Regions from separate parts of the Homo sapiens genome. Here regions 1, 3, 4, 5, 6 and 7 are each linked to region 2. A link is a contact called in ENCODE Hi-C or POLR2A ChIA-PET data. All regions are on one chromosome and are shown on one strand. The core of a region is the stretch at or near the end of the contact, and the rest is flanking DNA. Distances in the headings are between cores, read along the strand shown. Region 1 holds the start of HMCES (5-hydroxymethylcytosine binding, ES cell specific). Region 2 holds the start of RPN1 (ribophorin I). Region 3 holds the start of RUVBL1 (RuvB like AAA ATPase 1). Region 4 holds the start of COPG1 (coat protein complex I subunit gamma 1). Region 5 holds the start of CNBP (CCHC-type zinc finger nucleic acid binding protein). Region 6 holds the start of SEC61A1 (SEC61 translocon subunit alpha 1). Region 7 holds the start of H1-10 (H1.10 linker histone).

Region 1 (3,761 bases), core at 510-3,009, 630 kb before region 2:
CTCAAGAAACATCAGAAGTGTTTTAAATTAACTGATCTTAAGCCTGTCCTAGGCCTAGAGAAGTCTGATTAAGCTGGCCTGGTAAAGGGCATAGAAATATTCTTAAATTTTTTATTTTTTTAAATTTTTTCTTTAGGCAGGGTCTTGATCTGTCACCCAGGTGGGAGTGCAGTGGTACAACCATGGCTCATGAAGCCTCGACCTCCCCAGCTCAAGTGATCTTCCCACCTCATTTTTTTATTTTTTGTAGAGATGGGGTCTCCCTATGTTGCCCAGGCTGGTCTCCAACTCCTAGGCTCAAGTGATCCTCCCACCTCGGCTTCCCAAAGTGCTGGGGTTACAGGCATGAGCCATGGCACCTGGCCTTAAATTTTTTTATTATATTTTTAAGATACTCCAATGACCCTGATGATCAGTGAAAGCTGCTATTTTAAAACACAAAGCTCATATAAATTTGGCATATATTAAGGCTAGTATGCCATGTATAGCAAAGGCATTTAAATTGAGCCTGAAAAATACGTCTTTATCAGTGTTAGAAGCCACTGATAAAACTTCTTTCATGAGGCCAAGAGAGGTTCTCAACTGGAAGTCAGAATATATCAGTAAAGGCTGGTTTTTAATGTCATCCCAAGAGGCTGAGCACACACCAAACCAAATAGGAGATGACCATCACGAGGCTGGGCGAGGGGCTAGCATAGTGCAATGCTGGTTACCTTCTCAAAGTGCAGTCGAGACAGAAGCACTGGGCTGTTGGATTGAGGACTCTTGTTGTAAGAGGGGCAGTACTTATCAGGGTCCCTCCACTCCGGGAGCCGCTGCTGGCCCCGCCGATCCTGGTAGGCGCAAGCTCTCGTGAGAACATCTCTAGGTAAGTGACAGGATGTTCGCCCACACATTCTTCAACACCGCCCCTCGCAACCTTTAAATTACAAAACGTAAGGAAAAGGCTTACGTATCTCAAATATTAGGTCTTATTCCTTGAGTCCCCGCCTTCTCTTTCCGTTCCCACAGGGCCGTGCCCCTCCGTGACCACCGTCTAAAGTCTTCCCCAAAAAGTCCCACAAAGACAAGGATGTGCCCGTTTGCTTCGCTCCCTGAGCCCACTGCCCAGCTCCGTGCAGGGCACTGAGGCAAGTCCCGAGAGGAGCTCTGCAAATGCCTGCCTGAGCGCAGGAAGAGCCGCAGCGGAGGGGGCTTCACAGTCCAGCGAAGCAGGGCAAGCGCAGCTAGCTGGGGTCGCCTCCTCCGGGTGACTTGGTGCCCCCAACTCCCCGTCCTTCCCCCCAGTCCCCGCTGGGGTCAGCGACCCACGCCGGCCAGCAACCGGTCACCTCGAGGGCGGCCACTGGACGGCCCGGGGCCGGGGTGCAGAATCCCCGCCTCCCGCCCGCTAGTCCGCAGCGTCCCCGGGCCCGACCTGCGAACCTGTGGGCCGCGGATCCCGCTCCGGACTCTGCTCCCCGGAGCGGGGGCCGGTGCTCGGGGAGCAGGTGGCCCCCAGCCACCGGCCGCGATCCCTCGCCCCTCCCCGCGTCGCCTCCGCTCCGCTCCGGCCCTCAGACTCCGCCGCCCCGCGTCGCCTCACTTCGGCCCAGGCCGCCCTCTCCGCGTCGCCTCGCGTCCGCTCGGGCCTCTGCTCCCCTCTGTCAGCTCGCGTCGCTTCCTTTCCCCTCCCCTCCCCTCGCCATACCCCGACCGCCCGCGTCGCCTCCCCTCCCCTCACCTCGCCCCGGCAGCGCGCGTCACCTCCCTCGACTCTCCTCACCCCCGCTCCGCTCCGCTTTGGCCACCCGCGTCACCGCCCCTCACGTCAGCCCCGCCTCAGCCCGCGCTCCCGGCGCCAGGCCCCGCCCCCAAGGGCCCTTGGTTCCCGCGGTGCCCTCGGGCCCCGGAGGCGGCGTCTTCTCCCCTCCGGTTTGGGATGAATTTTCTCCCGTTTCCCCAGGAGACAGTGACTGCCTTGGGAGACATATCGATCCCAAGCTTCTCGGGACTCCACTTTCCTCCATATTGGCCGTTCCCTGGCGGGGTTAACCTTCCTCCCCGCCCCCAGCGTGTTTCAGGGCTGGCAGGGAAGGTTCCCGCCGCGCTGAGTCTAGGGCACAGGGTCATGGAAGGCGGGAAACCAGGAAACTCCACTCCTTACTTCACAGTCCTGCCAGCTGCCTCACAGTGCGAGGCAAAAATGGAGGAACACTGAAGAAATGAAAGTCAGAAGAACTTCCAGGAATCGCGCACTTCGCCCTCAAACATTGGTGGGCACTAGAATAAGCCTTTCCTGCCCCAGCCCCTCAGCTGAATCTCTAAGGGTGAGGCCCAGATTTTTAAAACAGCCCTTTCGGGTGTACTTTGGCCTCAAAGTTGGTAAAATAGCCTGGCTTGAGTTTAAAAGCCTGCTCCCCTTGGGACCTAAACCGGAGATTCTTCATCTGCAACCAACAGAGAATGCTCTAGAGGGCTGTTCGCCTATGCTGATTCGCTGAACTGAACAGGGAGCAGAAACCCCAGGGCACACTCCATGTAAGACCAGATGCTGGAACGATCAGACACAGGACCCAAGCCCTTTGGAGCCTCCATTTATCGACTATCAAAGGAGGATGCGTTGTGAAGAAGCACGAACGGGAGGGAGTGTGAACTCTGCCTGTTAGCTGATTCACTCAACCACCCTCTACCGCTCCCACCCCTGGGCTTGGTGCTGGGACAGCGATGACGGGGAGAGGGTCCTGCCTCACAGGACTACAACAGCCAAAGGGCTGTGGGTGCAAGGGGGACAGGGCAGGTGTTCTGCCTCTTTAGGGGAGGCCTTGAAGGGGAAGGTGGAGCCCTGAAGCATGAGTCTGCAGAAGTAGCAATCATTCAATAAATACATGCTGATTTATTACAGGGATAAGATGGTTTCTTGGGGGATAGATTCAAGAGGAGTTGAGAATGTTTTATTCATTTACAATGTCCCTTTCCTGGAAGGGTGGACAGCAAGATTTAGGACAAGCTAAAATCATCCCCTATTTAAAAAAAAAAAAAAAAAAAGTCACCAGCAAGTAGTCCCGGGTGGGAGGTGGGAGCAGAATAAAAAAAAATCTGCAATGATTCCTAATTGTTTTTCAATACAGAAGCTTGGGAAGGGGTTTCTGCCAGTTTCATGAGGAAGGCACAACTTCCAGGTAGTGTTGGGGAAGGGTATGAGGTCCTATGCAGGCTGGCCTCTTATCCCACAGATGCCAAGATGATGTCTACTGGCAGCTCCTCCAAACTTCTGGCTGTCACCTGCATTGTCACTGTGTCCAAAAGCAGCAGCCGGGAGCGCACCAGGATGTCATGACCACCCCGGAACACACCTAGAAGGGAAGAGAGAAGTACAGATATATACAGCAGAAGGGACTGTACAGGGCAGGCTAAGGATGGCATTTGCAGCAACCCATGAAGGCAGCTCTGGTGTAGTGAAACGGGCAGGAGAGCTGGGCTGAAATCCCTGAGTGAGGGATTTCACTGTGAAAGTCACTGTCTCTCAGCCAGGCGCGGTGGCTCACGCTTGTAATTCCAGCACTTTGGGAGGCTGAGGTGGGCAGATCATGAGGTCAGGAATTCGAGACCAGCCTGGCCAACACAGTGAAACCCCATCTCTACTAAAAATACGAAAATTAGCTGGGCATGGTGGTGGACGCCTGTAATCCCAGCTACTCGGGAGGCTGAAGCAGGAGAATCGCTTGAACCCGGGAGGCGGAGGTTGCAGCGAGCAGAGATTGTGCCACTGCATGCCAGCC
Region 2 (4,068 bases), core at 1,393-3,892:
CCACCCAGAACTCCAGCTGGCCCGCAAGCGCCGTGCGCAGCCTCGGTTCCCGCTCGCGCCTCTCCCTCCACACCTCCCTGCAAGCTGAAGGAGCCGGCTCCGGCCTTGGCCAGCCCAGAAGGGGGCTCCCACAGTGCAGCGGTGGGCTGAAGGGCTCCTCAAGCGCGGCCAGAGTGGGCGCCAAGGCCGAGGAGGCGCCGAGAGCGAGGGAGGGCGCACGCTGTCACCTCTCAACAGGATGAGATAGAAGGTCGGCACAAAATACTGGTCATAAAGACCTTACTGATAAAACAGGTTGCGGTAAAGGAGCCGGCCAAAACCCACCAAAACCAAAATGGCAATGAGTCCTCACTACTACACTCCCACCAGCGCCATGACAGTTTGCAAATGCCATGGCAACATCAGGAAGTTATCCTATATGGTCTAAAAAGGGGAGGCATGAATAATCCACCCCTTGTATAGCATATCATCAAGAAATAACCATAAAGATGGGCAACCAGCAGTCCTCGGGCTGCTCTGTCAATGGAGTAGCCATTCTTTTATTCTTTTACTTTCTTAATAAACTTGCTGGCTGGGGGCGGTGGCTCATGCCTGTAATCCCAGCACTTTGGGAGGCTGAGGCAGGTGGGTCACGAGGTCAGGAGTGCAAGACCAGCCTGGCCAAGATGTTGAAACCCCGTCTCTACTAAAAATACAAAAATTAGCCGGGCGTGGTGGCGGGCGCCTGTAATCGCAGCTACTTGGGAGGCTAAGGCAGAGAATTGCTTGAACCCGGGAGGCACAGGTTGCTGTGAGCCAAGACTGCGCCACTGCAATCCAGCCTGGGCAACAGAGCGAGACTCCATCTCAAATAAATAAATAAATAAAATAAAAAATAATAAACTTGCTTTCACTTTGCACTGCGGACTCATCCTGAATTCTTTCTTGCGTGAGATCCAGGAACCCTCTCTTGGGGTCAGGATCCAGACCCCTTTCCTGTAACACAGGCACTTGTCACCAGGCCCGGCTGATTTTTGATTTTTTGTAGAGATGGGGTTTTACCCTGTTGCCCGGTCTAGTTTTGAACTCCTTGGCTCAAGGGATCCTCCCTACTTGGCCTCCCAAAGTGCTGGGATTGGTGGCATGAGCCACTGTGCCTGGCCTTGTCTGATATTTATGACTAGATTGAGGTAATGGATTTTCAATAATTTTGTGGCAATACCACAGAAGTGATGTGCCTTTCTCAATGGATCCTATTAGTAGATACCTAATGTTACTATATTTTATATGTGGTGATGTTAACTTTGATCACTTGTTTAAAGTGGTGCCTGCCAGGATTCTCCACTGTAAACTATTTTTTCCTTTGTAATTACTAAACATTTTATTTTTATTTTTTAATTTCCTTTTGAGAGGGAGTCTCGCCCAGTCGCCCAGGCTGGAGTGCAGTGGCACGATCTTGGCTCACTGCATCTCCTGCCTCCCGGGTTCAAATGATTCTGGTACCTCAGCCTCTGGAGTAGCTGGGATTACAGGCACGCACCACCACACCCGGCTAATTTTATTTTATTTATTTATTTATTTATTTTGAGAAGGAGTCTCACCCTGTCGCCTAGGCTGGAGTGCAATGGCGCGATCTTAGCTCACTGCAACCTCCGCCTCCCAGGTTCAAGCGATTCTCCTGCCTCAGCCACCCCAAGTAGCTGGAATTACAGGCGCCTGCCACCACGCCCGGCTAATTTTTTGTATCTTTAGTATAGACGGGGTTTCACCATGTTGGCCAGGCTGGTCTCGAACTCCTGACCTCAGGTGATCCACCCGCCTCGGCCTCCTAAAGCGCTGGAATTACAGGCGTGAGTCACCGTGCCCGGCCTAATTACTAAACATTTTAGTAGAGATGTTTTGAAACTTTGCATATATCCTGTTTCGGCTTCAAGTTCTGCCTACTAATTTTAGCATTCATCCGTGGATGTTGGGGAAGGCCAACTTTTACTTTCTCAATCTGAGCAAAATTTCACTGTTTTAAGGAGCAAAACGAGCAGAATTATTGGACAGGAAGAATGGTAGGAGAGAGTAGAGACCTAGGCAAGGGCCGCTCCTGTAAAAATTAGGTAAGTGAAAACTAGTAATAATAAGTACACTCGCGGCTGGGCGCAGTGGCTCACGCTTGTAATCCAGCACTTCGGGAGGCCGAGGTGGGCGGATCACGAGGTCAGGAGATGGAGGCCACAGTGAAACCCCATCTCTACTAAAAATATAAAAAAAAATTAGCCGGGCGTGGTGGCGGGCGCCTGTAGTCCCAGCCACCCGGGAGGCTGAGGCAGGAGAATGGTGTGAACCCGGGAGGCGGAGCTTGCAGTGAGCTGAGATCGTGCCACTGCACTCCAGCCTGGGCGACAGAGCGAGACTCCGTCTCAAAAAAAAAAAAAAAAAAAAAAAAAAAAAAAAAAAAAAGTAAGTACACTCGCACTACGAACAGAAGGATATCCCGAGCAGCTCTGAGAGGGCTTTAGCAATCAGGCGCCGGGTCGGCTTCCCGGTTGCCCCGGAGACAGGGTCCTTCCTTGTTCGGCGCCGCCATCTTGTGTCACCAGCCCTTGCCCAATGAACGGCTGCTCAGTGGCGGGAGGGCGGGCTACCGCGCCCGGGCCCTACCCGCCCTGGCGCACTGCTCTTCCCGGTCATGGAGGCGCCAGCCGCCGGCTTGTTTCTGCTCCTGTTGCTTGGGACTTGGGCCCCGGCGCCGGGCAGCGCCTCCTCCGAGGCACCGCCGCTGATCAATGAGGACGTGAAGCGCACAGTGGACCTAAGCAGCCACCTGGCTAAGGTGACGGCCGAGGTGGTCCTGGCGCACCTGGGCGGCGGCTCCACGTCCCGAGCTACCTCTTTCCTGCTGGCTTTGGAGCCTGAGCTCGAGGCCCGGCTGGCGCACCTGGGCGTGCAGGTGAGTGTGGGCGACCCCTCGCCGCCGCTCCCGGGACCCTTCCCGCCTCCCTTCCTGGCGGTCCCCCGACTCCGCCCGCGCCCCTCTAGGCCTCAGGAAATGCGGAGACCCGGGCGGCGGGCGGGGCACAGGGGGTCCGTGGGATTGCCTCGGGGCCCGCGAGGAGTCCTGGGTGGCCAGGGGCCCCGGCGCCTCCGCTGCCCCCGGTGCGCGCCCGCCCTCCTGCCTGGGCCACGTCAGCACCGGCCTGCCCCCGCGCGGGTCGCTGCTCACGTGGGCAGCTGCTGGGATCCGCGGCCGACCAGCCTCGGAGCTTGCCCCTGTTTGGGCCGTTCTCGGCACCGCTCGGGAGACCTCGGGCCGGTAGAACGCACCTCCCTTCCGTAAGGCGAGCGCGGCAGCCCCTCGGCCCGGTGCCAGCGGGCGCCAGACTTCATTTCTCACGGCCCGACGAGGTGGCTCAAGTAGAGGACAAATAAATGAATTAAAGTGAATTTCATTCTCTTAATTCAGTATCTGGTCCGTTGTAGGTGCTTCTTTCTAGACATAGAGAACCATCAGAAATGTAACAGGTTTCGCATTTTTAAGTTGGTAATCACTTGAAATCCCTATGAATGTGATGCATTTTAAGGTTCCTAGTGAACGCTTTCTAAATGTTAAAACTCTTTTTAAAGTTAGTTTTAAAACTCCTGCACGTAATATAAGTTCTCTTATGCTGTACAGAAAAGGAAAGTCCAATTTTCTCCCTTCCCCCTGCTGCTTCTCATTCTTACACCTCGGCAATAAATGGCTGTGTTTGGCTTAAATGTTTCCAGGTATTTCAGTGATCACCAAAGAAAATGTTGGGTTTGGGAGTAAAGGGAATGTACATACACAGAGGTTTGGTTTTTATTACTATTGTTGTTAAACAATTTCATTAAATGATTACCTAATTATTTGTTGAGAGAATAGTCATTATAGTGTCACATTTCTTCTAAGCACACTTCGTTCTCTGACTGAATATGGAGCTATAAAGATGGGTTTATAGAGATTACGTTTCTGAAATGACTCCTATTTTCTTTCATGCGTTGTCCATGATGAAATAAAGTTTTACTCAAAGGCTTGTGGAAAGATAGATCAAAACTTCATGTAAATTTGCCTTGCCATCT
Region 3 (4,109 bases), core at 1,572-4,071, 530 kb after region 2:
ACAAACCCTGTCCCTTCCTGGGGCCTCAGTTCCGTCACATGTAAAATGAGAATGCTAGGCCAGATCAATGACCTTTTTTTTTTTTTTTGAGATGAGTCTTGCTCTGTTGCCCAGGTTGGAGTGCAATGGCACGATCTCGGCTCACTGCAACCTCCACCTCCTGAGTTCAAGCGATTCTCGTGCCTCAGCCTCCTGAGTAGCTGGGGTTACAGGCGCCTGCCATCACGCCCAGGTAATTTTTGTATTTTTAGTAGAGATGGGGTTTTGCCATATTGGCCGGGCTGGTTTCGAACTCCTGACCTCAGGTGATCCACCTGCCTCGGCCTCCCAGAGTGCTGGGATTACAGGCGTGTACCACCGCCCCTGGCCCATCAGTGATGTTTGAACTGTTATTTAGCACACACACACACACACACACACACACACACACAAAGGAACAACTCTGGTGGAAGTGGGGGCATGGAGCTGGTATCCTACACTCTCAGCATTCCCTGTCCCCACCCGTACTGGCCACAAAAGGATTCCACAACTGCTGGGAATGTGGTTTGAAAACCACTAGACCAAGTAATCCAGGGGATATTCCTCTGTGCTCTAAAATCCTGATTCTCCCTTTCTCTTTTTGGACTAGAAGGAAATCCTTCTTTCTGTGCCAAAAGATACAAAGACTAGGGCTGAAATAATAAGTGTAAAAAAAGTCTTTTTCCTTAATTGGACAATACACAAAGAAGTCAGTCCCATAGAATGCCTCACTTTGACTACTAGTTGGTGGAAAAGTTTCCTTCTCCATATAGAGAAAGGAATTGCTTCTTTTCTAAGAGTAATGACCAGGAACAAGTCAATGAGGGGCTAAGCAACTTTGTGGGGTGCTGTCTCTAGTGCTGATGAACCACATGCCCTAGTAACAACCTCAGCCTTCCAAGGCCTGGCCTCTGTTCTTTTAGGCCCTGAAAATGCCAAAAGATTCCATTCACTGATGGAAATCATTACCAAGTCCTATAAAAGCCAACGTGTAAAATACATGCAGCAAAACTGATGAATTCAAGTGTATGTGTTTGTGTGTGGTCTAGAACCTTAATTGAATTCATGAGAAGCCTTAATTGTGAGCTGTGTTGTAGGCTGTGTGCCAGGCACTTAGGTTAAAATGGTAAACAATCAAATGTGGTCTACACCCTCAAAAGGCCTGCAGTTTACTGGGAGAGAAAAACATTGACCCAGTAATTATGCAAATCATTAGAAACCTAGATTCAAAAGAAAAGAAAAAAGTATATAGAAACCTAGATTCAAATGTTAGAATCAAGATGTACAAGGAGGTGTGAGAGGCCGGGCGCGGTGGCTCACGCTTGTAATCCCAGCACTTTGGGAGGCCGAGGCGGGCGGATCACGAGGTCAGGAGATTGAGACCATTCTGGCTAACACGGTGAAACCCCGTCTCTACTAAAAATACAAAAAAATTAGCCGGGCGTGATGGTGGGCGCCTGTAGTCCCAGCTACTCGGGAGGCTGAGGCAGGAGAATGGCGTGAACCCGGGAGGCGGAGCTTGCAGTGAGCCGAGATTGCGCCACTGCACTCCCGCCTGGGCCACAAAGCAAGACTCCGTCTCAAAAAAAAAAAAAAAAAAAAAAAAAAAGGCGGTGTGAGACTGTGGAACTACTGTAATTGGATTTGATTTCAGGTCTGTCTCAATTCTAACATAAACTCTCCTGCACTCTGGGCAAGTCCTTCCCTTCCTCTGGATGTTAGTATCCTCTTCTGTAAAAATGGTGTCATACCATTTGCTTCTGAGGAAATCTCTCCTATTTGTTGGAATTCAGCCAAGGCAACATCACCTTCATGATGCCTTCCCTGGCTCTCCAGGCTGTTCCGGGGGCTTCTGCTCTGGTCTTCTCGCCACCTGGGTGTACCTGTCTCAGCACATCTCACGTTGCAAGTTTTCTAAGCAAGAAGTAAACGCATCAAGACTTTTATCCCTGTATCCCCAGTGCATTGTGGTGTCTGGCTCGTGTTTGTTGAACGGATGGATGGATGGATGGCAAGTACAATTGTGGTGCAGGTTGTGCTAATATCATTATGAAACCTGAAGGGACAATTTGCTGGCTGATTGTCTCAGCTGGAGTCATGGGACGTGATGAGCATTATTATATAGGTTTTGAAGCCTGAAGATTTCTAGTTCTGATTATTTGTGATGCTTTCTTGGGCGGATGGGCCTCTTTCCGCTTGTTTGTAGCTGCATGCGTAATTACACTACCTTACAGGGCTGTGGAATTTTGAAAACTGCAAAATGTTATTTACAGTCAACTGAACTCAGCAGGAACCTTATCTCTCGGTGGAGGATGGAGGATAGAAGCAGGGGAAGACAATTCCACGGAAACGGTGGTGGGTTGAGCTGGGCCTTTCCAGGGAGATGCAAAGGTATGGGAGTCAGAAAACATTGGTTAGTAACCAATCCCAGTTTAAGCTCTGAACCTCAGTTCTTCTGTTTCCAAAACGGAAATAATAACTTGAGATTTGCGTAAGAGTATGACGTTCAAATGTGCTAATGGATAGGACGGAAGGATTAGGAGTGGTACCCGGGGGCCACTGCCTCGTGCAACGCCCCAGCCCTAGATCAAATCCGGGGCGTGGTCCCACTGTGCTCCCGACCCCAGCCTCGGCAGGAAGCGCCGGCTACGGGGGAAGCCAACCCGGAGACACAGACGGAAGTGGGTGACCGGAGCTCTAGCAGCAGCCGCGATGGGCGCAGCCGTGAGCCTATGGAGAGCGGAGGTGTTCCCGCTTCCACCAATGGAAAGCCGGTCTAGGCGGGCCTTTGCAAATTGCCCTAGTAACGGCCGCATGGTAACTCAGGCGCCGGGCGCACTGTCCTAGCTGCTGGTTTTCCACGCTGGTTTTAGCTCCCGGCGTCTGCAAAATGAAGATTGAGGAGGTGAAGAGCACTACGAAGACGCAGCGCATCGCCTCCCACAGCCACGTGAAAGGGCTGGGGCTGGACGAGAGCGGCTTGGCCAAGCAGGCGGCCTCAGGGCTTGTGGGCCAGGAGAACGCGCGAGAGGTGTGGCCAGTGGACCAGGGAGTTGGGGGCTGCAAGCAGGGCTGCTGCGGCGAGAGAGCTGCTGAAGTCGGTGGCTCGGGGCGGGATGCGCGCGCCAGGGGTCTCCCGCCATTATTTCCTCAGGGAAGTGAAAATGGGCCAGGGGCTCGGGGAGGGGCGCCGCCCTGGAGCTGGGTGAGGGGCCGCCCCAGGATACCTAGTGACGATCCACTGGGGGCAGTTGACGGTTTGCCAACTCATGGACAAGTGCTGATATAAACCCACACAACCCCGTCCCCTTAATTCGTACCAGGCTCTATTCGCGACACTGGGATACAGCGGGAATTAAGATAGGAGCTTACATTTTAGTGTAGTGAGAGACGATAAACGTGTACACCAATAAATAAAAATAATTATCTTATCTTGGTGGGGTTAGTTACTGCAGGGCTTTGTCGGCCACGGTCAGGAAATTGGATTTTATTGTGAATGCAGTGGCAGGCTATGGGACGGTTTAAAGTAGGGAATTGACTAAACTTTAAAAGCTCATTTTGGTTCCCAGGATCCGGGAACTGAGGGAGAGAAGTGGGAATTATGGAGAAGAGCAATCTGGTTTATCCACCCCTCCAAGCATCCTTTTTGACCATTCCAATTAAATCTCCTTTTTCTAAGTGCTGGTGATGCCAAGTACTTTCACATACATATTATTTTTTGGCAGGTGAAAATATTGAGTTGGGGAGAGGGCACTTCACGTATATGCTTGACACTCGTTTTAGTAACGGTAAACCTGGGGTTTGCACCCACGTGTATTTCTGACTCCCAAATCAGTGCTCTATGATGATACAGCCACCCTCTCTGCCTGCTGTTCTCTAAGGTCACAGCCATGCCCCTTGGCCTTTGGAGAGCCTTAGCTTCTACAAAAATCTTCACTTAATATAAAGTTAAGCTACTGCCTCTTAGCCTGATTTTTCTAAATGGAAAGGCCTCAAAGAAAAGCCTCAGGTTTCCATTTTGAGCATCATCTTTCCAAAAAGGAAGTGTTTGACCCTGGCTTACTAAGCAGCTAGTACTGCAAGTAGCTAAC
Region 4 (4,291 bases), core at 482-2,981, 600 kb before region 2:
AAATCTCTACCTGCATAATGGCCACAGTCTAGCTTAGGTGATAGTTTTAAACCAGTTTCCTTAGCTTTGGAATTAACTTTAAATAGAGAAATTTTTTAAATGTTTAAATAGAGAGGCCAGGCGCGGTGGCTCAAGCCTGTAATCCCAGCACTTTGGGAGGCCGAGGCGGGTGGATCACGAGGTCAGGAGATCAAGACCGTCCTGGCTAACGCGGTGAAACCCCGTCTCTACTAAAAATACAAAAAATTAGCCGGGTGTGGTGGCGGGCGTCTGTAGTCCCAGCTACTTGGGAGGCTGAGGCAGGAGAATGGCGTGAACCTGGAAGGCGGAGCTTGCAGTGAGCCGAGATCACGCCACTGCACTCCAGCCTGAGCGACAGAGCAAGACTCTGTCTCAGAAAAAAAAAAAAAAAAAAAAAAAAAAAGAAGTAAGCATAACTAACTCTCTCCAGAAACAAAGTTTTCCTGTCTTCCAGAAAACTTCCAGGCACAAGTTTTCTCCCGTGTTGCTCTTTAAAACAACACTTTGAATGTGTTGGTATTTCAGTTGCATTGGTGGTGAATATTTATGATGGAAGCTAGAGGGGAGCAAATGTCACTTGCCTCCTGGAGTACCGCACTCTTCTCAAGGTGCTGGAATGGGTTGGAGCCTCCACCTACGGTCAAGGACAATGGAGAAGGTAGGTTGTGACTCTGAACTTCAAAACTCTCCCAGACATAGGTAAAGGGAAGATGTCCCTTCCTAGGAAATCTAGTAAAGTTCAAACTCCTCAGGAATGGCAATCAAGCCTCTACAATCTGTCTAGGGATCCTACTAGTCTCCTGCAAGCAGGTGGGCTCCACTCTACCCCAAACCACTCACAATCTCCCAGCAGCCCTGGTACAGTCCTGTGCTTCTCATGGTGCCATGTCTTGTGTTCATTTATATAACTTGTAATTAACTAAGTCCCTATGTGCCAGGGACCACCATCTCGTTGTAACTAGTTCCTTCATAGCAGATGACACATTTGCAAATAATTACACGTGTGATTATCTGGTTGATGTCTGCCTCCTCCATCGTGGGTGCAACCATTCTAATATTCCTAGCTCAGGCACTGAGTGTCCCACTTGCTCTGTTGCAGTATCCAGGACACCGTACAGTACCTGGCATACAGTAACTGCTCAATATACTTTGCTGAATAAATGAATGATGGGGTCAGAGTTCCCAGTCACAGGACGCTGGCTCCGCAGGTTACACCCCAGTTTGGCCAGCACCAACGTAGCCCCAGCGAATCCCAAGAGGTTGGACGAAGAAAGTAACAAGAGAACATTCGGCATGGTCCCCTCCTTTGACAGATGGGTAAATTGAGGCCTGGGGGGGGGGGTGTTTGTCGCGCCCAAGGTCACCCAGAAAATTGCAGTCCGAGCTTACAAGAGTGAGACAGCCGCGCATGCTCGGGCTCTCCGAGGCCTGCCACTGACTAGCTGTGGACCCTGGCACAAGCCCCTGCCCCTCACTGGGCCTCAGCCTCCGGGTCAGGACAGAGAACCAGAAGGAAAGCTCGGCGGGTGGGGGTCCGGCCTCCCTCAGACCCAGGCCTGGCCCCCTCACCTGACTCCTCATCCTTCTTGTCGAATTTCTTCAACATAGTGGAGTCGGTGGGGCGCAATGCAGCAACGCAATGCTCGACGGGCGCGGCACGGAGTAGCGGTGCCACAGTGGTTCTACAGGGACCACTTCCGGGCCCCGACTGGCCACGTCGCCCAGCGCTCTGCGCAGGCGCATTCCGCGCTCTGCGCCTGCGCTCTTTCCGGTAGCCACAGCCTCGTCTAATGTTAACCTTAGCTCCGCCGGAGCGGGAGTGGGGAAAGCCAGACGGAGGGGCAAGGGCTAGGTGCAGGGGGGTACTGACTAGCATCCCAACTCTGCTCCCTACGCTTCTTTCCGTATACCAAGGGAGGAGGAGGAGCCCCTGCCTCGTTGCGTTGTGGCGTGAGTCTTTGTGGCTTTCGGGTGTGAGGTTGGTGGCACACACTGGCCCGCAGTAAACACCCAATTGATGTGACCGGTCTATGACTGTTATTGCCACCTTCCGAAGGAGCCTTGCCAGCCACTCACTCCTCGCTTTCAGATTCTTTCCCCTGCCTGATTTCCTCCTCAGCTCGAATCGCCATCTAACACTTTATTTTTACTTTCTGGCTTTTATTTGTTTATTTATTTCTCGTTCTGCTGCCCAGGCTGTGGTGCAGTTGTGCGATCCTGGCTCACTGCAGCCTACAGTTCCTGGGCTCAAGCGATCCTCCCACCTCAGCCTCCCGAGTAGAGCTGGGCGCACCACCCCCGACTAATTTTTTAATTTTTGTAGAGACGAGGTCTCACTATGATGTTGCCCAGTCTGGTCTTGAACTCGTGGCCTCAAGCGATCCTCCTTTCTCGACCTTCCAAAGTGCTGGGATTACAGCGGTGAGCCACTGCACCCGGCCACTTTCTTGCTCTTTTGTTTTTTTTTTTGTTATTTGCTTGTTTGTTTGTCTTTTATTCACTGCAGTGGATAATGTTGGCACATAGTAGTTGCTCAGTGAGTTCTCGTTGAATGAATGCGTGCAATTGCATTTTTAATTTATATCTGCCGGGCCCTATCTCGTCTGCTCCTGATGCAAATTGCCTTGTACATTATCAACCTTAAGAGATCTAACTAAACAGCATAGAACTTCTACGTTATTTTGTAAATACTTTGGATATTTATGGAGTGCCAACTAGATGCGCTGCCTACGCGGGGAGGTGGGGGGAAGGGCGTGGGAAGGAACGGAAAGGGGAAAATGACACATCACCCAGGGTTTATCTTCCTGGGGACCTATGCAGGACACCCTGAGGCTAAGGTAAGCACAGTGCATGCCAGTGAGCCAGATTGCATTGGCAATGGCAAAGTCGTGATGGCCAAGCGCTGCGACACGGCCCCAGCTTGCCTGGGGAGGGGAAGCCCGCAGGCCTGTGGGCAGGAGAAGGAGTGGGCTGTGGAGAGGAGAGGCAGGAGGCTGAGGCAGAGGCCCCAGGTGAAAAGGGTGACCGCAAAGCTGGAGGAAGGGAGATGTCAGAGGGGCCAGCCCTTAGGGTCTGGCTTTGCAGAGGCTAGGGCCAAGGACAACAGATCTTGTGACATGCAAAATTGTCAAGAGTCAGAAAGATGTTCAAAATGTCTGATCGGTAACCCCACCCCTAATCAGGAGGAAATTGTTCAAAAGAAGAAAATGAGGCCGGGCGCAGTGTCTCAAGCCTGTAATCCCAGCACTTTGGAAGGCTGAGGCAGGTGGATCACCTGAGGTCAGGAGTTTGAGAGCAGCCTGACCAACATGGTGAAACCCCATCTCTACTAAATACAAAAAAAAAAAAAATTAGCCTGGCGTGGTGGTGCATACCTGTAATCCCAGCTACTCGGGAGGCTGAGGCAGGAGAATCGTTTGAACCTGGGAGGCGGAGGCTGCAGTGAGCTGAGATCACGCCGTTGCACTCCAGCCTGGAGTCTGGGCAACAAAAGCGAAACTGTCTCAAAAAAAAGAAAAAAGAAAATGAAGTTGCCTGCTGCAGCAGTTTGCAGCAAAATAATTGTAAACACCCTAAATGTCTATCAATAAAGGGATGATTAAGGAAGTTATGGTACATCTGAGGACTAAACTGATTTTTATCTTGTCTCAGCTACTCCAGGAGTCTGAGATGGGAGGATTGCTTAAGCCTGGGAGGTCAAGGCTGCAGTGAGCCATGATCATGCCTCTGTACTTCCAGCGTGGGCAACAGAGCAAGACCCTGTCTCAAAAAATACATAGGGGTGGCCAGGCGAGGTGGCTCACGCCTCCAGCACTTGGGAGGCTGAGGAGGGTGAATCACCTGAGGTCAAGAGTTTGAGACCAACCTGACCAACATGGTGAAACCCCGTCTCTACTAAAAATATAAAAATTCACTGGGCATGGTGGCAGATGCCTGTAATCCCAGCTACTCGGGAGGCTGAGGCAGGAGAATTGCTCAGGAGGTGGAGGTTGCCCTGAGCCAAGATCGTGCCATTGCACTCCAGCCTGGGTGACGGGCGAGACTCTGTCTCAAAAAAAAAAAGTGTATATACATATATATATATATACACACACACACACACACACACACACATGCATATATAAATAGGTGTACAATTCAGTGGGTTTTAGTATATTAAAAAAAGTTTATGTACCTGTCCGCACTAATTGGAGAACATTTTCATCATCCCAAAAAGAAAGCTATTCATTAGCAGTCACTTTCCATTTGCCCATCTGCCCAGCCCCTGGCA
Region 5 (3,732 bases), core at 669-3,168, 530 kb before region 2:
CTGATTGGGAATGGGTTAAATTTGGTTAAAAAATTTTACCTTAGGTTGCTTTAATTAAAAAAATGTTTAAGGCTGAGTGCAGTGGCTCACACCTGTAATCCTAGCACTTTGGGGGCACTGGGTGCAGTGGCTCACACCTGTAATCCTAGCACTTTGGCCTAGCACCGCTTGAGGCCAGGAGTTCAAGACCAGCCTGGCCAACATGATGAAACCCCATCTCTACTAAAAATACAAAAATTAGCCAGGCGTGGTGGTGGGCGCCTGCAGTCCCAGCTACTCAGGAGGCTGAGGCAGAATTGGTCAAACATGGGAAGCGGAGGTTGCAGTGAGCTGAGACAGCACTCCAGCCTGGGCAACAGAGGGAGACCCTGTCTCAAAAAATAGTAATAAATAAATTTAAAAAGTTCGGCCAGGCGCGGTGGCTCATGCCTGTAATCCCAGTGCTTTGGGAGGACGATCACCACTTTGGGTGGGCGGATCACCTGAGGTCGGGAGTTTGAGACCAGCCTGACCAACATGGAGAAACCCCGCCTATACTAAAAATACAAAATTAGCCGGGCGTGGTGGCGCATGCCTATAATCCCAGCTACTGGGGAGGCTGAGGCAGGAGAATCACTTGAATCCAGGAGGCGGAGGTTGCAGTGAGCTGAGATCGTGCCATTGCACTCCAGCCTGGGCAACGGAGTGAGACTCCGTTCTCAAAAAAAAAAAAAAGTTTAAAATATCATTGGTCTTTAAAGTTATACATTCATTCTTTGATAATTGCTATGTTGAACGCAACCTCCTAACTGCTTTACAATGATTAAGCACTAATGATTTGAACCCAGGTTTAAAGTCTGACTCTCAACACATGTGCTCTGCCTTCTCACGAACATGATTTCAAAAATCATAGCCCCGGGATTTGGGATTGGTGGCTTATGCCTGTAAACCCAGCGACAGAGCAAGACCCTACTCTTAAAAAAAAAAAAAATTAAAGAAAAAAAGAAAAATAAATCATAGTGTTGAACTGGCAGGTTTCACTGAGACGAAACTTGGGACTCTTCCTTTTTTTTTGTTTCGAATAAAGCCATTCTAGAATGAGACAAAATTCTAAAATATTTTATAGTTAACAGTTTAAATTGGGTTTAATCTTGACAAGACTATCTAGGGCTATATACACAAATCTCTTTTGGAGAAAATACCACAACTAAACTGAAGTCTATTCCTGAATATGACAGACCAGGTCAAATGGTTATCCTTGCCCTCCCGGGGGATGTCACTCATAAACGTGCCAAAAGTCACAGTCTAGGCCCCATTACCTTACATGCTCATGACCTTCCCAGGGAGGCCCCTCGCCCTTACCAGGCACTTTCATCTTGGGAAGACACATCAGTCCTGGCGGAGAAAGCAGCAAGGCCTTTCCCCGGCTCACAAAAATTAATACAAATCTCAGAGGCTGCATCCCACAGCCGTGACCACCGTGACTTGGCATCCCCTTTTCTGCAAACTTAAATGTTATCTAGAAATCGGGCCTGGCTCTGAAAGCCAAGGGCCTGGCAGGAGCCCGAGAAAGGGGAGAAACTTTCTGCGGCCCCAAGCTAATGGCAGTCACTGCACCGAGACCCGTCCCCTGGCATCCCTTTGCTCCAGCTGGCCAAGACAGACCACCAAGGTCAGCCAGATTTCCACCCAGTCTGGCCGGGCCCGGACCCAGCTGGGAATGAACCGAGAAGCACCGGGACCCGGATCCCGGCGTGAAAGGCCGCGCGCGGGGCACGGCGGGAAAAGACGCTGCGCGCAGAAACACCCGCCCCGCGCCGCGCTCTAGTGGGCGGCCCTGCCGCGGGCGGCTCTGATTGGACTGCCGAACCCCGCGCGCTGATTGGCCGCGTGGGCGAGGCGGAGGAGAGCCGTGCGCAGCGGCGTATGTGGGGCCGTGTGCAGACCCGCGTGTGGCGCAGGCAAGGACCCTCAAAATAAACAGCCTCTACCTTGCGAGCCGTCTTCCCCAGGCCTGCGTCCGAGTCTCCGCCGCTGCGGGCCCGCTCCGACGCGGAAGGTGAGGGCTGGGGGAGGGGCCCGGCGCTGACGGAGCCGCAGTGCGGGTCGGGTCTGTGGCGGACAGAGAGGGTAGGGAGCGGCGAGGTGGCGATGGCGGCCGCACTTTGGCCTGCGCCTCTGCTGCGTCAGGCGGGAAGCTCGGCTGCTGCCGCCGCCTCGGACCCGGGTTTCTGGCGCACCGCTGTCGGACGACACTTCTGTCCTTTCTTCGTCCTGGAAAGCTGGGTCGCCGAGCATGCGGGTCTTTCGGCGCCACGGCCGCACCCCAGGCCGCAGGCTTAGGGCAGAGGAGGCCCGCCCGTGCGCCCTTGGGGCCGAGGCCCTGACGCTTCGAGGGTCGCGGAATGAGGGACCGAGGGTGGATTTGGCGGGAACTCACTGGAAGGAGTCCGTGTGGTGGGGAAAGGCTCCCGGCTGCGGATGAAGGGGGGATGGGGTGGGTATAGTCGTGCAGGCCATGTGCTGGGGTCGTGCGCCTGGCGGGCCATGTGCCAAGGGTTTTGGGGGCCTTAGAAAAGGGTTCTTAGGCCGGGCGCGGTGGCTCACGCCTGTAATCCCAGCACTTTGAGAGTCCCAGGCGGGCGGATCACGAGGTCAGGAGTTCGAGACCAGCCTGACCAATATGGTGAAAGTTGGTCTGTACTAAAAATAAAAAATTAGCCGGGCATGGTGGCGGGCGCATGTAGTCCCAGCAGCTCGGGAGGCTGGACAGGAGAATCGCGTGAACCCCGGAGGCCGAGGTTGTGGTGAGCCGAGATCGCGCCACTACACTCCAGCATGGGCAACAGAGAGAGACTCCGTCTTAAAAAAACAAACAAACAAACAAACAAACAACAACAAAGGGTTCCTGAAGAAGCCTTTGTGTTTGGAGTGGCGAGACTGCTGGAAGACTTGGGAGCTTTTAGAGTTTATACTCCCTATCCTTGATAGTTTTCCGATTCTTGAATTTTTATCGTCATTTAAATACTAAGTTGCTTGTGTTACATTACCATTCCAAAAGGGGCTGATGGGGCTCACATTCCAAGAGTTAACACTATTTAAGTTGCTGGGATCCTTTAAAAGCGCCATTACCAGAAAAAACACGAATTTGTCAAACCTCCAAAACCACAGCAGCGGGCGGTAGTCTGCATCATTTCTTGGATTAATGAAACAGATGTAATTACAAACGAGACACGAAATTCAACTAGCTCCCCTCCATCTAGATTTTTCCATATCGTGAGAACCTGTTTTAGAATGGCATAATGGTCCACATTTGGGTTTAGGTGTTGATTTTATTATGGGTAAGGCTTGTGCTTGTTCCCACATGTTAACCATATGGCCTCAGCCACAGGGCACTTCCAAAGGAAGTGACTGTTTCTGGTCTTGGGGGTCTTGTAAAAAGAGAACATTGCTCAGTAATCGTCTGTGATTTTAGCTAGTGTGTTTCAGGCATTATTCAGAAGGACTCAGGTGAGATAAGCCAAAACTGAATTTGTTTTTTGTCTTTCTCAAAGTGAAGGAGGTCTAATGAATATCCCCATCTTGCTTTTAAATTACATTTTTAAAAGTAGATTTTTCCCCCTTTCCTATTGTTTGACCCAATTTTGGAGTGAAACGTAACCAGTTACTATTTCCATTCGAATTTAAATTAGCAATTTTATGTTATTTGTTTGTTCAAGCAGTATAACTGGAGTGTAGAGCTTTGAGGGTTTC
Region 6 (3,953 bases), core at 35-2,534, 600 kb after region 2:
AATTGAGGGGGTAAAGCTTTACAAATTCGTCCATTAAAAGCAGCACATGGGCATTTATATGAAACTATTTTACGTAAAAAAATGAAAGTGGATTCCAAGCACCCAAGTGTCCATGTGAATGCTTTAACAACAGTTTGAAAAATAATGTGAGGACACAAACATTTTATTCCCCACTCTCTAACCTAGGAACCTAATGAAACTTTTTTTCGTTGACAGCTGTAGTTACACTGGCAACACTCACTCCACACAATTTCTGATTCAGCACAGCTCTAAATTTAATCTTTCCTTGTTTTAATACACCGTCTGTGAAAAGCAGCAGACTTCACAAAAGAATAGCCTTTATTCCCCCTATTGTGACAGCCTACATAAAAGGTACAAAATCATTTGTAAATACTAAAGTGACAGCCCTTCCCTTTAGCAGCTGGATACAAAGGGCATCTCCTGGGAAAAAAAACCAACCCGTGATCTGCTCCCGTTGGAGGTGAAAAAGGGAGGGTAACTCAATCTGCTATCCTAACTGAGGCCTTATTCATTCATGGCCCGGATCCATTTTTGGGACAGGGCAACCGGAGGCTTTGTTCTCGGAGCAACATCCACCAAAGATGCTCCAAATAAAGCACAGTGATTTCAGTGGAAATTTCCACACAACCAGGTCACCTTTCGACAGCTCTCCGGAATAACAGAGCACAACTACACTCCAAGGGAAGAGAAGGGAGAGTTTCCATTGCCGTGCTGAAGCCATTTTTAATCATACTGTAAACTTCCAGAGTCCAGACAGTTTCCTGAAACCTTCTTTGTTGGCGATTTGGGGTACTTACCTTCCTCTCTGGCTTCTGAATTTCCGGCAGGATGACACAGAAGGGCTTGATGACTTCCAGAAATTTGACTTTGATGGGAGAAACAAAACAGGAAGAGTTGGGACACAGAGAAGTAACCTTCCGCGCTACCCAGGGACGCCTTCTGCCCACGACGAGTGAGAGCAGGGGCCAGGGGAGCCGGCCGCACCCCGGACGCGTGGGGATACTCGAGAAGGGCCGGGGGCACGGGCCGCGTTCTGCAGGGGGCCGGTCAGGGTTGGCCGGCGGGCGCCCGACCGCACGGGTGTGGGGAAGGGGGATCTGTTCCGTCCCGGCCTCAATAGGGCTTCCCTACAGGACTCACTTGCCATGGCGGCGGCTGCTCGGGCTCCGGGTCCCGCTTCAGCTCAGCTCTGCTCCGCGTGAGGCGACGCTGCCCGCGGCCCAGCGCGTTCCACTGCACAGCAGCTCCGCCGAGAGACACGTCAGTGCTAGCCCGGCGGCAAGCGGCGCGGCGCGGCGCGGGGCGGGGCCGGGGCCGGGCCTCGGATCGCTTCCGCTTCCTGCCACGCGCGCCCGCCGGCCGCCGCGCTTCGCCGCGCCGCGCCGCTTCGCCGAGACCTCAAGCCCCGGCATGCAGCGGGGCTCCTGGGGCCTGTCGGGAAGGGGCCTGGCGCGCGGGGCCCGCCGGGACTGGGGGTGTGCGGCTGCGCAGACTTGGTAACGCGAGAGCGCGCGGGGAGGGTGTGTCACGCCTCCCGAGACTGGGGCTGTGCGGCCTCACGGAGAAACTGAGGCAGGCGCGAAGCGTCGAGTGCGCGCGTGGCCCTGCAGGCAGGCGGAGACCCTGGTGGCTCCCATACACGTAACAGCACTCACTGCTCTTTGACGTTAGTGAATAGACCGTAAGCTCCCTGGAGCAGGGACCTTATCCCAGCGTCTACCGCGGCGCCCGTCACCTAGTAGGTCTCCGTCATTACCTGCTGAGTAGGGCGCGGGCTGGTGGGGCTTACCGAGCACCCTCGCTGTCTGAGTCATTAAGCAAACCCGGAGGCTTGTCGTGGGTGTGGGTCCCCTTCCATCTGAGAACGAATGGGATGAGTTTCTGGAGAGACTTGGCCGGAGAAGGGCCGGGGCAGCTCGGGAAGTAGTCTGCCTCACAGAAGAATTCAGGAAGGCCTCCTGGGAGAGTACCTTTGTGCCGAGCCTTGATAGATTCTGGCGAGAAGGAATGAGGGAACAGGTTGAGGAGACTGTTGTGGGCAAAGCATGGCGGTGTGATTGCCTAAGATCGGTGTGGGAAAGGGGGATAACGGGTAGGGCAAGGGATGCTGGGGCTGGGGGTTGGAATTTACTTTCAGGCATCTGTAGTCAGTAGGTATGATGTCATCTAAGAGAAACAGACTTAATGCTGTGAGCATTTAGCAGGGAGGAGGTGGGCACGCCTTGTGGGATCAGGCAAGGTTTCATGGAGCTAAACCTTGACCAGGACAGGTAGAAGTTGAGGGTACATATGTGGCAAGATGCTTTTTTGCTTTTAATTTAGGTGTCAACTATTTGGATTTTTCCATTCTCACCCATTTCTAGCAGATAATCAGGTTTTGTACATTCTTGGCTCAGAAAGTTGGACAGGACAGGAAGTCTTTTTTGGAATACAAACCCACTGGTGGAAAATTCAAAGGACTACTGGGAACAGGCAGGTAACTTCAGTGAAGTGGTCTAGGTGTGACATCACTTGATATCCATCCCCCACCAAAAAGGGGAAAAAGAAGACATTGACTCTTTATTCAGAGTCTGAAATGCAACCCATCTTCACTTCCAGGACCCACTGATGATCTCTTCTGGAGTTTTGGCCTGAAGCTAAAACTGGCAGCCCCTGGACTAAGTTCAGCATATAGACTAGATCCGATATTTAGCCATTATGCACCCTGCACCATATTGATGGTTAAAATGTTGAAATATTTCGAGGGTAAATAGTATAGTAATTACAATAAATATTACAATTAGTTAATAGAAATTTTAATATAAACTCATTGGTTTGTGCTAATAGTTGTAGGATGTCAGTACCATTGATAACAGGCCTCCTGTTGTTTCCACATTATGACACAATCTGGCCTGTGTCACTGCAGGGACTGCAGCCAAGTTACGTGTGTTAAATCACTGATTGCTTTAGGAGAATCACTAGTTTAAAATATTTTTATTGGACTGGGTGCAGTGGCTCACACCAGTAATCCCAGCACTTCGGGAGGCCAAGGCAAGAGGATCACTTGAGCCCAGGAGTGCAAGACCAGCCTGGGCAACATGGCAAAACCCTGTCTCTAGAAAAAAATACAGAAAAAAATTAGCTAGGCATGGTGGCGCATGCCTGTAGTCCCAGCTACTGGAAAGGCTGAGGTGGGAGGATCCCTTGAGCCTGGGAGGTCGAGGCTGCAGTGAGCTGAGATCTCACCACTGCACTTCAGCCTGGGTGACGACAGAGTGAGACTCTGTCTCAAAAAATAATAAAATATTTCTATTGTAAGCACATACATTAATTCTTCGGAAAATAGGTATGCAGTGTTTTATATTTATACATTTAAGATTTTATTATAGGATATTAGAAACATCCACCTAGAATGAAAGAGACCACAAAAATCTGGATGAATTTTCAATACTTTTAAGTATGATAAATGTAAATCTTGATATCTGCAGAAGAATAAACAAGAAATTTGTAATAATAATGAATCCCCGCCTGGAACTTCTTTTGATACTGTTTAAGAATCAGCACAAAATAAAATTTATAATTTATAAGATAAACTTTATTACATAAAATCTATAGTTTTGTAGTGAAAAAATAATTTTTTTCAACCAAAAATTTGACATTGCTAGTGACAGAAATGTTGGGTACTGAGTGCTCAGAAGTTCTATTGTTAAAAGATCAAAGTGTTAAACATATATTCATCAGAATGCTCTTAAAGCTTGTGCAAGTGAAGAAAAATTGTGATTATCGATGAGAAAAGAACTTAAAAGAATATAATCAGTTTCATAAATTAAGTATTTGAAAACTTAGAACTCCCAAAAAGGTTATCAGAGTGAGGATAAAGCAATCAAAAAGATTTAGGGCCAAGCTTGGTGGCTCATGAAATCCCAGCACTTTGGGAAGCCAAGGTGGGCAGA
Region 7 (3,793 bases), core at 166-2,665, 670 kb before region 2:
AGGGTGACAAAATGGGGGGCGTGTGTGTGTGTGAAAGGGGTGAGCTGGAGAAGAGGGGAGGTGCTGCTAGCCCTCACCCAGAGAAGCCTGCTTGGGCCCAAGGCCACAAATGCACCAACCCACCCCCTTTTCAGGGCCTTTTACTCTGTCCACCTGTAAATGTTCCTGTCTCTCACTCTGGGAACCCCAATTCGCCAGCGTCCTGTCCCCCCTCACCCCTCCATCGCTTTTCTATGCTGGGCCTCTGGAGACTGTCTCCTGCCTGCAACCCTGCCACCCCCCAGCCCCAGCCCCACTCCTGTGCCCTACATCACCTACCCCCAAAGGGATCCCCTCTCCTACCCGAGCATCTTACCCTGGCCTCAGCTTCCCCAAGTGGAGGCTGCAACGGCTTCAACAAAAACTGTCCTGTGCCTTCTCTGCACCCCCAATACTGGAATCAGCAGAGATCGGGCCGCCAGCCTTGCACAAGCCCCCCCGGGGAGGGTGGGGCCCGGGACCCTCTCCAGGACATGGTCTCCTTTGCTGTGTTCCCGCCATCATTTCCCTGTGCACGGGAGAGGGGGAGGGGTGCACCCAGGAACTAAGAGCGAATCCCTTCCCCATCCTCTCACAGGAATTCCTCTGGGTGTCACAGCCTCACCCCCGCCCACCCTGTCCCACCCTGGAGCCCCCATTTGGCTTTGGGGGGACCGGCGGCAGCTACTTGTGGATTACAAAATGAGGCCCTGGGAACATCAGCGGCAACAGGGTGGGGGGAGCGGCGAGGCAGTGTCCCTAGAGAGGTCCTGCCGTAGTCCTCCATTCCCCGGGTTGTGCCTAGGCTCCCAGAGGCACAACCAGAACCCGGGGTGCAGCTGGAGAGTGCCTCCCATCCGCCATCCCCTTTGGATGGGGCGGAAAACCCCCGAGGATGTCCTAGCGCAGTTCACGTTGCCCCAGCCGACCACGTGAGGGCGCGCCCTGTGTTAGTTTGGACAAATTAAAGCTCCTCTTGCGGGCAGGCCTGGAGCCCCCCGGGCCGGGACAAGGCTCGGGTGCCCGTGGCGTTCTCTGGGTTGCCGGCCGCCAAGCTCCCGGCCGTGGGGCCTCCTCTGGGGCCCGCGCTATTGGCCTCCAAACGAGGTGCCCCCCTCCTCTCGCGCTCCCGCAGCCTAGGGTGCACCTCTCCGTTCGCCTTTGCTGAGCCCTTCCAGGACGCAAGTCGCCTCTCCACTGCGCCGGGAGCTCAGGCCCTGTCCGGGGCGCCCCGCTGCGGGCGCGGCGGCGCTGGAGAGGCGCGGTCCGAGAAGCCAGCGGCCGGAGAAGGGGCTCCAAGAAGCACAAGTTGGCGCTGGCCCCGGACCAGGCTGTTGTTGTTCTCAACGTGGTCCGCCATGAAGCTATAAAAAGCCGAGAGAAGCGCCCTCCCGCCAGAGCGCAGCGCGCACGCCCAGCGAGTTCCAGAGGCGCCAGTGGAAGCTGCGGCGGCGGTGTCTCGCGTTCGGCGGGATTTCTCTTCGCTCCGGCTCGGCCTAGGTCTACGTCCCCAGCTCCAGCCGCCGGCTCGGACTCGGTCTCTGACCCCCAACTCGGTCCCCTAGTCCGGCCCCGGCTCCGGGCCCCCCAACCCTCGCTCCGGCCCGGCCCGGCCCCCACCCCAGCCCTGCCGCCCGGCCCCAGGCCCGGCCGCGGCCGCTCCCGCCTGGAGCCGCCGCGCGCCCCCAGCCCCCCTGCACCCCCTCGGCCCCTCGCCTTCCTCTTCCCGGCGCGGCCCCCCGGCTTCCGCGCGCCGCCCGCCACCAATCCTCTTGCTACCATGTCCGTGGAGCTCGAGGAGGCCCTGCCAGTGACGACCGCCGAGGGAATGGCCAAGAAGGTGACCAAGGCTGGCGGCTCGGCGGCGTTGTCCCCATCTAAGAAGAGGAAGAATAGCAAGAAGAAGAACCAGCCGGGCAAGTACAGCCAGCTGGTGGTGGAGACCATCCGTAGGCTGGGCGAGCGCAACGGCTCGTCGCTGGCCAAGATCTACACCGAGGCCAAGAAGGTTCCGTGGTTCGACCAGCAGAATGGGCGCACCTACCTCAAGTACTCGATCAAGGCGCTGGTGCAGAACGACACGCTTCTGCAGGTGAAGGGCACCGGCGCCAACGGTTCCTTCAAGCTCAACCGCAAGAAGCTGGAGGGCGGCGGGGAGCGGCGCGGAGCCCCGGCGGCCGCCACCGCCCCGGCCCCCACCGCGCACAAAGCGAAGAAGGCAGCCCCGGGCGCGGCCGGCTCCCGGCGCGCGGACAAGAAGCCCGCCAGGGGCCAGAAGCCGGAGCAGCGCTCGCACAAGAAGGGCGCTGGCGCCAAGAAGGACAAAGGCGGCAAGGCCAAGAAGACGGCGGCCGCCGGGGGCAAGAAGGTGAAGAAGGCGGCCAAGCCCAGCGTCCCCAAAGTGCCCAAGGGCCGCAAGTGAGCGTGTCGGCCGGTCAGAGCGGCCGGCGTGGGCTTTTCGGTGTTTTTGTTTTTCTACCCCAAGTGACGTAGATTTTGTACGGCTCACGCCGGCCGGGGCCGCGAGGCCTGGTCTGAGCCTCAGGGAGGGGCCCCGGGTCCTCTCAGTCTTTCCCCTCCCCCAACGATGTAGCGTTTTTCGTTGTTTGCTTTAGGTTTTTGAAACAGCCCCGGCGACGCCTCTATTGGCTCTCGGCCTTGGCAACGGCCGTCGTCATGGTTACTGGCCCCTAGGCGCCGATGGCCGAGGCCGCGCCTGCCCACCGGGCGGGGTCGCTGGTTGGCCGGGCCCAGGCGCGCGGGGACGCGGAGGCCGCGCATCCTTTCCCAGCTCCCCACCCTCCTTGCCTTTGGGTGCGCGACAAACAATCGCTCCGGGCTCAGGGCTGCGCGGCTCTTCCCTTCATTCCATGGGCCTTTTTTTGGGCACAATAAAGCGTTTAAACCTTTCAGCCTCTCTCGTTTAATCTGAGTGGAATAGGGATGGGCGCCTTCGGCACGCGGGGTTGGATGGCGGGCCCCTCGGGTCCTTATACCCCAGATCTGTTGGCCAGGGTAGGCCTGGAGCCAGGGGCCTTCAGCAAGGGGTGGGAATTGCTGGCTTGGGACGAACTTAAAGTACCTGGGACAGGGAGATAGACAGGATCGGTCCCTTAGGAGGGATGGATCTATCTGCCCCCACAGGGGGTCCATCGGCCATTGCGGGGAGCGGGATGGGGGAGGGGAGAGGAGGGGGGATTAATGGGTTTTCAGAGTTAATGGTCAGGGACCTAAACTTGGCCTCCAGAGAGGTAGTTCTTACAAAGTCACACCAGACTGGCCTGTAAACTTAGTCATTCTGACTCCAGCGAGGGTTAGAGTGAGATGTGACCAGGACGAAGTGTGGTGGCCAGAGAGTGGAGTTCCTGACCACAATCCAACGTGTGGTCTCAGAAGGGTATTTGCTGTCTCTGAGCCTATTGGTTAAGCTAGAGTGCAAACGGGACCCAAAGGATTGCTGGGAAAATTAGTAGGAGCAGAAGGATCTCCAGCCCTGGGACATTCTGGTATCCAGCATGTGGGATAGTTGTCTGTCCAGTTGGGCAATAGGTCAAGGTCTATTCTAACAGATGTCCCTAAAAATGGACAACTGCAAAACAGGCCCCCAAGGGCAGTGGAAACAGGGAAGCTTCTGAAACAGTGGATATATACTCATACCAGCGTGAGTGACTGGAGTTAGGTGAGAATGCAGGAGAGCTCGTTTTACCCTCTGTGTAAGAAATTGCAGAAACTACAGGTGGAGGCAGGACCTCCTGGCCATAGACTGGAGAGGAGG

What was found. Hi-C counts contacts between places; a loop is a spot of excess contacts on that map. ChIA-PET counts read pairs that join two places held with the same protein, here RNA polymerase II (POLR2A). Pooled maps may share reads with other maps.
Region 1: a loop to region 2 is called in a map of naive thymus-derived CD4-positive, alpha-beta T cell, with 4 times the contacts of the local background. The contact joins the promoter of HMCES here to the promoter of RPN1 in region 2. A Hi-C loop is called at or near these places in 2 of 168 maps with a recorded cell type or tissue (B cell and naive thymus-derived CD4-positive, alpha-beta T cell), 1 of 37 single-sample maps with no recorded cell type and 11 of 50 pooled maps. POLR2A ChIA-PET finds 5 or more read pairs at or near these places in 2 of 52 experiments (activated B cell and activated CD4-positive, alpha-beta T cell).
Region 3: a pooled map shows a loop between it and region 2 (10-fold over the local background). The contact joins the promoter of RUVBL1 here to the promoter of RPN1 in region 2. A Hi-C loop is called at or near these places in 9 of 50 pooled maps. POLR2A ChIA-PET finds 5 or more read pairs at or near these places in 3 of 52 experiments (A673, B cell and MCF 10A).
Region 4: a loop to region 2 is called in a map with no recorded cell type, with 22 times the contacts of the local background. The contact joins the promoter of COPG1 here to the promoter of RPN1 in region 2. A Hi-C loop is called at or near these places in 1 of 37 single-sample maps with no recorded cell type and 8 of 50 pooled maps. POLR2A ChIA-PET finds 5 or more read pairs at or near these places in 1 of 52 experiments (activated T-cell).
Region 5: a loop to region 2 is called in a map of CD8-positive, alpha-beta T cell, with 7 times the contacts of the local background. The contact joins the promoter of CNBP here to the promoter of RPN1 in region 2. A Hi-C loop is called at or near these places in 5 of 168 maps with a recorded cell type or tissue (CD8-positive, alpha-beta T cell, GM12878 and naive thymus-derived CD4-positive, alpha-beta T cell), 4 of 37 single-sample maps with no recorded cell type and 12 of 50 pooled maps. POLR2A ChIA-PET finds 5 or more read pairs at or near these places in 5 of 52 experiments (BJ, WTC11, activated CD4-positive, alpha-beta T cell and 1 more).
Region 6: a map of CD4-positive, alpha-beta memory T cell shows a loop between it and region 2 (8-fold over the local background). The contact joins the promoter of SEC61A1 here to the promoter of RPN1 in region 2. A Hi-C loop is called at or near these places in 1 of 168 maps with a recorded cell type or tissue (CD4-positive, alpha-beta memory T cell), 2 of 37 single-sample maps with no recorded cell type and 11 of 50 pooled maps. POLR2A ChIA-PET finds 5 or more read pairs at or near these places in 1 of 52 experiments (A549).
Region 7: a loop to region 2 is called in a map of CD8-positive, alpha-beta T cell, with 8 times the contacts of the local background. The contact joins the promoter of H1-10 here to the promoter of RPN1 in region 2. A Hi-C loop is called at or near these places in 2 of 168 maps with a recorded cell type or tissue (CD8-positive, alpha-beta T cell and naive thymus-derived CD4-positive, alpha-beta T cell) and 5 of 50 pooled maps. POLR2A ChIA-PET finds 5 or more read pairs at or near these places in 7 of 52 experiments (CD4-positive, alpha-beta T cell, activated T-cell, activated naive CD4-positive, alpha-beta T cell and 3 more).

The regions. Positions count from the first base shown.
Region 1 is chr3:129,276,868-129,280,628 of GRCh38, reverse strand. HMCES (5-hydroxymethylcytosine binding, ES cell specific) reads right to left here and starts at 1,759. Exons shown (of 7, transcript NM_020187.3): 1 at 1,724-1,759; 2 at 714-919. The coding sequence starts at 896. COPG1 (coat protein complex I subunit gamma 1) reads right to left here. Exons shown (of 24, transcript NM_016128.4): 24 at 2,856-3,335. The coding sequence ends at 3,205. RefSeq lists an enhancer at 605-734 and silencers at 1,155-1,544, 1,555-1,904.
Region 2 is chr3:128,649,392-128,653,459 of GRCh38, reverse strand. RPN1 (ribophorin I) reads left to right here and starts at 2,642. Exons shown (of 10, transcript NM_002950.4): 1 at 2,642-2,920. The coding sequence starts at 2,660. RefSeq lists enhancers at 2,169-2,248, 2,409-2,678, 3,349-3,418 and a silencer at 2,929-3,198.
Region 3 is chr3:128,122,524-128,126,632 of GRCh38, reverse strand. It overlaps RUVBL1 (RuvB like AAA ATPase 1), which reads left to right and starts at 2,821. Exons shown (of 11, transcript NM_003707.3): 1 at 2,821-3,049. The coding sequence starts at 2,909. RefSeq lists a silencer at 2,770-2,829 and an enhancer at 3,020-3,069.
Region 4 is chr3:129,247,046-129,251,336 of GRCh38, reverse strand. It overlaps COPG1 (coat protein complex I subunit gamma 1), which reads right to left and starts at 1,731. Exons shown (of 24, transcript NM_016128.4): 1 at 1,591-1,731; 2 at 603-655. The coding sequence starts at 1,627.
Region 5 is chr3:129,182,082-129,185,813 of GRCh38, reverse strand. CNBP (CCHC-type zinc finger nucleic acid binding protein) reads left to right here and starts at 1,918. Exons shown (of 5, transcript NM_003418.5): 1 at 1,918-2,038. LOC105374101 (a long non-coding RNA gene) reads right to left here and starts at 1,740. Exons shown (of 2, transcript XR_924469.3): 1 at 1,342-1,740. RefSeq lists an enhancer at 1,495-1,584.
Region 6 is chr3:128,049,768-128,053,720 of GRCh38, reverse strand. SEC61A1 (SEC61 translocon subunit alpha 1) reads right to left here and starts at 1,284. Exons shown (of 12, transcript NM_013336.4): 1 at 1,162-1,284; 2 at 819-886. The coding sequence starts at 1,168. It overlaps LOC102723759 (a long non-coding RNA gene), which reads left to right and starts at 1,546. Exons shown (of 4, transcript XR_007096073.1): 1 at 1,546-1,759. RefSeq lists a silencer at 971-1,610 and a cis regulatory region at 1,103-1,719.
Region 7 is chr3:129,313,908-129,317,700 of GRCh38, reverse strand. H1-10 (H1.10 linker histone) reads left to right here and starts at 1,415. Exons shown (of 1, transcript NM_006026.4): 1 at 1,415-2,930. The coding sequence starts at 1,799. The coding sequence ends at 2,440. It overlaps H1-10-AS1 (H1-10 antisense RNA 1), which reads right to left and starts at 1,430. Exons shown (of 5, transcript NR_026991.1): 1 at 356-1,430. RefSeq lists silencers at 937-1,276, 2,077-2,206, 2,587-2,876.